Regions from separate parts of the Homo sapiens genome. Here region 1 is linked to region 2. Evidence: chromatin contacts called from ENCODE Hi-C or POLR2A ChIA-PET data. All regions are on one chromosome and are shown on one strand. The core of a region is the stretch at or near the end of the contact, and the rest is flanking DNA. Distances in the headings are between cores, read along the strand shown. Region 1 has its middle 43 kb from the start of SPIN1. Region 2 has its middle 59 kb from the start of SPATA31C2.

Evidence for each region. A loop is a pair of places that touch in the nucleus more often than their neighbours do. ChIA-PET counts read pairs that join two places held with the same protein, here RNA polymerase II (POLR2A). Pooled maps may share reads with other maps.
Region 1: a loop to region 2 is called in a map of PC-9, with 4 times the contacts of the local background. The contact joins two enhancer-like sites. A Hi-C loop is called at or near these places in 1 of 168 maps with a recorded cell type or tissue (PC-9) and 1 of 50 pooled maps. POLR2A ChIA-PET finds 5 or more read pairs at or near these places in 4 of 52 experiments (GM12878, H1, OCI-LY7 and 1 more).

What each region holds. Positions count from the first base shown.
Region 1 is chr9:88,343,263-88,346,651 of GRCh38, forward strand. No RefSeq gene overlaps it. Among named protein-coding and RNA genes, the nearest start is that of SPIN1, 43 kb to the right of the region's middle. Within about 2 kb of position 1,554, at least 2 of the 41 ENCODE cell types and tissues checked have a DNase peak (open chromatin) inside an H3K27ac peak, as active enhancers do; they include PC-9, where a contact is called at or near this core.
Region 2 is chr9:88,196,097-88,199,393 of GRCh38, forward strand. No RefSeq gene overlaps it. Among named protein-coding and RNA genes, the nearest start is that of SPATA31C2, 59 kb to the left of the region's middle. Within about 2 kb of position 1,514, at least 8 of the 41 ENCODE cell types and tissues checked have a DNase peak (open chromatin) inside an H3K27ac peak, as active enhancers do; they include PC-9, where a contact is called at or near this core.

The DNA.
Region 1 (3,389 bases), core at 304-2,803, 150 kb after region 2:
AATTAGCCAGGCATGGAGGCCCATGCCTGTAATCCCAGCTTCTTGGGGGGCTGAGGCAGGAGGATCGCTTGAACCTGGGAGGCAGAGGTTGCAGTGAGCCAAGTTCATGCCACTGCACTCCGGCCTGGGTGATAGAGCAAGACTCCATCTCACAAAAAAAAAAAAAAAAAAAATATATATATATATATATATATATATAATATACATTTATATATAAATATATATAATATATAATGTATATTATATATTATATATAATATATAATATATAATATAATACATATTATGTATTATATATTATATATAATATATGAATATATATTATGTATTATATATTTATATATAAATATATATATATATTTTATATATATATTTATATATATAAATAATATAAATATATAATTATTTATATTATATATTATATATAGTTATATTATATATAATATATATAAATATATAATATATAAAAAATATATATTTATATTATATAATTAATATATAATATATATTATATATATTTAATATATAATATATATTAAATATATTATATTTAATATAATATATATAATATTACATATTATATTAAATATAATATACATAATATATTATATTTAATATAATATATAATATATTATATATCATATTTAATATAATATATTATGTATATTATATTAAATATAATATATAATATATTATATTAAATATAATATACATAATATATCATATATTATATATATATTTTATATATATATATACACTACCTGAGACTGGGTAATTTCTAAAGAAAAGAGGTTTCATTGACTCACAGTTCCACATGGCTGGGGAGGCCTCAGGAAACTTACAATCGTGGCAGAAGGTGAAGGGGAAACAAGAACCTTCACATGGCGGCAGGAAAGAGAAGTGCAAGCAGAGGAAATACCAGATTCTTATAAAACCATCAGATCTCGTGAGCACTCACTATCACGAGAACAGCAGAAGGGAAACCGCTCCCATGATCCAATCACTTCCCTCCCTCCACACGTGGGGATTACAGGTCCCTCCCTGGACACATAAGGATGACAATTACAGACAAAATTTGGGTGGGGACACAGAACCAAACCATATTGGTATGGATCAGAACCACCCTCTTGGGGTCCGTCTCCTCACAAAGAAACTGCTGTTTCATCGTCCTCTACCCTGGTTTGAGCATCAGGATGGCATGCAGCAAGGCTTTACCATACGCCCTCCTGGGAAGACCCTGAATCCTGTCAACACCACTTTGTGTGGACAGTGACCATCTGGGCAATCCACCATAAGCATGCAAGACCTTTCTGGTTGTTGATTATTCAGATCCCAAGAGATGAGGTGATAACAAGAGCACACTGAATATCTTCCTTGAAGTCTCTCATAGGGGTCAGGACATGCTACCCCAAATTGTGGCCCCTTGACATTTGAGAAAACAGCCAAGGCAGGAAGGTCACCCTCACCCTCCCTTCACCCTTTTCCCCTGAAGCAGGTCATTAAACCCTCATTTTTGAGGTGTCCTCTCTGGACTCAGAGGAAAGGAATGTCCTTATCTCTGAAGACACAAGCACACAGAGAAGAATCTGAACAAACTTGTCTTGCAAGTCCCCGATCTATTACCATTAGGTCATGTCCCTTTGTTCAATCACATTTCTGCACGCCTGTCCACTCTTCATCAAACTTAGCATTAAAATACATAGGTTAGGCTGGGTGCGGTGGCTCACGCCTGTAATCCCAGCACTTTGGGAGGCCGAGGTGGGCAGATCACCTGAGGTCGGGAGTTCGAGACCAGCCCGACCAACATGGAGAAACCCCATCTCTACTAAAAAATACAAAATTAGTCAGGTGTGGTGGCATATGCCTGTAATCCCAGCTACTCGGGAAGCTGAGGCAGGAGAATCGCTTGAACCCGGGAGGCCGAGGTTGCAGTGAGCCGAGACCACACCATTGCACTCCAGCCTGGGCGACAAGAACGAAACTCCATCTCAAAAAAAAAAAAAAAAAGAAAAAGAAAAAAACATAGGTTAGGGCACCTGTACTCTCAGCAACTTGGGAGGCCGAGGCAGGAGAATCACTTGAACCTGAGAGGCAGAGGTTGCATTGAGCCGAGATTGGGCTGCTGCACTCCAGCCTGGGCAACAGAACGAGACTCCTTCTCAAAAAAACCACATAGGTTTCCCTGTTTCTTTGGATCTTCATTTCTGAAGGCTCTAGTGTTTCATAAAACTTACATAAGATAAATGTGTATGCTTTTCTCTTCTTAATCTGTCTTTTGTTATAGGGGCTTCAGATGTGAACCTACTGATGGGGAAGAAAAGGTGGTTGGGTTTTCTTTTTTTTGAGATAGGGTCTTGCTCTGTCCCCTAGGCTGGAATGCAATGGTGTAATCTCGGCTCACTGCAACCTCCACCTTCTGGGGTCAAGTGATCCTCTCATCTTAGCCTCCTGAGTAGCTGGGACCACAGGTGCACACTACCACAACTGGTGAATTTTAAAATTTTTCAAAGAGATGGGCCCCACTATTCTCCCAAGGCTGATCTTGAACTTGTGGGCTCAAATGATCTTCCCACCTTGGCCTCCAAAGTGCTTGGATTATGAGCATGAGCCACTGAGCCAAGCCAAAAAAGGTTATTTCTTTCCCCATACATCTCCTACCATTGGTATGTTCTTCTAAATTTCTCTGGGTCTCTGAAAACCAGGTCTGGTGCTTACCGAATGGGTAAATTTAAAGGAAAAGGGTTTATAAGGTGAAAGAAGTTGGTGCCACTTTACTTGTGTGAAGATATTTTTCTTTTCTTTTTTTTTCTTGAGATGGAGTCTCTCTCTGTTGCCGAGGCTGGAGTGCAGTCGTGCAATCTCAGCTCACTGCAACCTCTGCCTCCCAGGTTCAAGCTATTCTCCTGCCTCAGCCTCCCGAGTAGCTGGGACTACAGGCGCCTGCCACCACGCCCATCTAATTTTTTGTATTTTTAGTAGAGATGGGGTTTCACCATGTTAGCCAGGATGGTCTCGATCTCCTGACATTGTGATACGCCCGCCTCAGCCTCCCAAAGTGTTGGGATTACAGGTGTGAGCCACTGTGCCCAGCCAATATATTTTTCTTAAGGATAGGACGATGTTTCTCAGGAGCACTTGGGGGTTTTCTTCCTTGTCAACTTCTTCCATTCCAGGAGAGAAAATAATGTTTGCCCTTATCAAACGTCAAATGTGGAAACCTTAGACAGTGCCTGTCCATCGCCACTCACGACTTCCCCCCACTGGGGCAAGGGAGCTGCTCACAAGCAGCCAGGGAGATAACAACACTTGAACCCTGAAGTATAGCCATAAACCACTGAAAACAGCCTTCGTTCACAAAGCACACTGCTGGCTTCCAAAGTTCTCAGCTGG
Region 2 (3,297 bases), core at 264-2,763:
GGTTAGGAGACAGGAATAACAAGGGTGGTTGCAGGAGAATAGAAAATTCCAGGCAGTGGTTTCACATGGCTAGCAAAAGGAAACTGTAGAAATAGCTGCAGAAACTATGGGCTGATAAGACCCTAAAAGCCAGGGTGCGGACTAAGCTGGGTGAGACTAACCGGACTCAATGTGGCACTGGATTTGACCTAGGTTTCACCTAGAACCTCATTATACGCTCATTAGCATACAAATCACACACCCACCAGCACCATGACAGTTCCAGGAACATCCATATTTGGTGTGAAAATGAGTAGCACTAGAGTTCCAGAACATCTCCACCTTTTTCCAGGAATCTTCATGAATATTCCATCCCTTAGTTAAAGAAACCCACAAAGGCAGCCCCTCCAAACCCCTTTGCATGTGACTGTCTCTTGAGTACACCTGCACTCCCCTTTCTTGAGTGTGTACTTTTCACTTTGCAATACATTTCCGTACTTGGACTATTTTCTGACTCAGCCTTGAATTTATTCTCACTGGGGTGGAGGTCCCACTAGCAACTGGGGACTTCCCGCAGCCCACTGATGTCAGTTACAGAAAGAATGGGAGCTTGGATCCTGGTAAAACAGGTTATGGGAGTGGAGAGAAGAATTCCATTGAGGGGCAATAAATGATTACTAGAATGAATGACTGTATGGGAAACAGAAATTAACTTGTAAATAGTTCTCTTTGGAATTTAAATGATCCCTGGAGCAAGTTATTATCTTCTTTTCTGTAATGGATAAGGAGATAACAGGGAAGACAGCAAGAATAATTGTTCTCCTTGGTGAGTCTGTCCTACCTGTATGTATAGATAGGAGAAAACCAGTGCTTATTGATCTCTAAGGGTTTTTAATTTAAAATACTCATTATACCAGGGACCTGTATTTTGGAGTGAAATACTTTGAAACAACCAAAGGCAGAGAGATAGTCCCAAATTATCGATGAGAAGATTAAGTAAAGTGGGCAGAAGAGAAAAAGATTATATGTCTATAATACTGCTACCCTTCCATTACTTCTCACATCGGGCAGAATTAAGATATTTCCCAAGACTGAGACACTCATGGAAGGCAGCCAGCCGTCACCACAAATCTTCATAAGCTCACTGCAGCTTTCCTGCTGCTACACACAGGCACATTCTCTCCCCCTCTTCTTTTTTTTCCTTCCTTCCTTCCTTCCTTCCTCCCTCCCTCCCTCCCTACCTCTCTTCCTCCCTTCCTTCCTTCCTTTCTTCTTTCCTTCCTTTGCTGAGTCAAACTCAATTGTGTGTTACTTCTACAAACATTTTGTTATAAATATTTTCAAACATACACAAAAATAAAGGAAGTATAAAATGAATCTTCACGTATTTATTACCCAGTTTCAAGTATAAACATTTTGCCAATCTTGTTTTATCTACTCTCCACCCCTTCCTCTCCTCACCACTCAATGTTTCTCTGGATCATTTTAAGGCAAATTCCAGGTTTTCAGTCTTAAATGTATCACGTCTGTCTAAAAATAAGCACTTAAAAAAAACCTAATCACAGCACATTATCATACTTTCCCAAATTAATATTTCTTGATTTCATCTAATACCCAGTTTGTTTTAAAATTTTCTCAAAAATAACTTTATGCAGTTGGTGTGTTCAAATAGGCTCTATGCAAAGTCTACATCGTGCATTTGATAAATCTCTTAAGCTCTTTCAATATGTGATACTTCCCCTTCTTCTTTCTGGCTTTCAGGCCATATGTTTGGTCTGCTCAATTTTCCACAGTCTGGATCTTGATGAATTGCATTCTTATGGTGTAACTAACACATTCTTTTGCTTCTTGTATTTCCTGTAAGCTGATGTTTACATTTAGAGGCTTGTTTAGACGCAGGTTTGAATTTTTTTAGCATGAAAGTTCCAGTTGCACTGCAGAATGTCTGGTGATCCCAGGTTTAGCACTTTTGAGGTTGATCAGTTAAAAAGTAGCTGTTTGGGAGGCAAAGGGCACATGTTAGTCGCCTTTGCATGCCCATTGTCAAGCACAGCATTGTGCCTAGAGCAATCCCTGGCAATGTTTACTGAGTTGAAGCAGTTGATGAAACCCAGATTTGTGAGACTTCAGATACAAATCTTCTATTCTCAGCTGAGATGCCTAAACTTTATTAATTCACATCTGTATGTTGTAAAAGTTCTATTTTATTTTACGACCTTAGCCAGTTTTGACCAGTTCACCTTGGCTGCGGTTGTTTCTGTTTCATCTTTTTCTCATAAATAGTGTCAACCTTAAATAATGAGATTCAGAAAATATGACTAAGGATAGAGTTTATTCGAGTGCAAAGCTTGAGGATAGCCACTCATGAAGCGTCAGCTCCAAATGAATATGGTCAGCATTCCCAAGTGGAGAAGTTAAGGTTTCACTTTTACAGACAGAGACAAAGACATTTTCAGAGGATTACAACATTTTCTATAGGAGACCAGTGCATACATTAAAGCAATTTGATTGGTCACAGATTGCTACGTGCCAAGGAAGATTACTTTATTACTCAATGAGGAGGGATGGTGATCTGAGGAGGTCTTCTCTCTCGTGCTGTTTGGTCTTCTTAATTATTCACAGGGGGAAAAAAAGGCGGAAGTTGCCGCTGCACGTGACTCAGGCTGCATAGCCACATTTGTCTCAAGGCTCAGAATAACTTAAAGTTCCAACAACTTGAAGTTTGAATTATTTAATTTCACAATAGAAATTAAAACAAAGATTTTAACGTTTCTTAATAAGAAGAAGCCATCTTCATGCGAATTGTGAAATTTTTAAATTAAATATATTTTTAAAGTTAGTAATTTACTCAAGCGTTGTTTAGACATTGTTTTAGAAACTGGTATCTTGAGTGTCTATGCTTGTCATCTTTCATGATGAATGGTCCCTGTTTATTTGCAAAACTTGCCAATCTGCCAAAGCTTTATTTGCTGGGAAGTTAGCATGTCTGGGAAAGTAACACTTTCTTTTTGCTTTAGTAACGTATAAATATTTTTAAAAAAGGATATACATATTTTTAGGAAAATATTCTTAGCAAACCCAAGATTGAGATCTATGAGTTCATTTTTCCCCTATTTTTCTACACCTTTAAAAAAATTCCCCTTTGGAGATTGAAACAGGAGAAAGGGTAGGGCCCAATATCACACAGGGACAAGAGTTGAGCCTGGGAGAGTCTTGTATTCAGGACCCAAACTGGGTGCAGGGCTGGCTCATTAGGAGTTGAAATGCCTCTGCACCAGTCACGGGTGGAAATAGGTGCATTCACATGAACATGGTTGC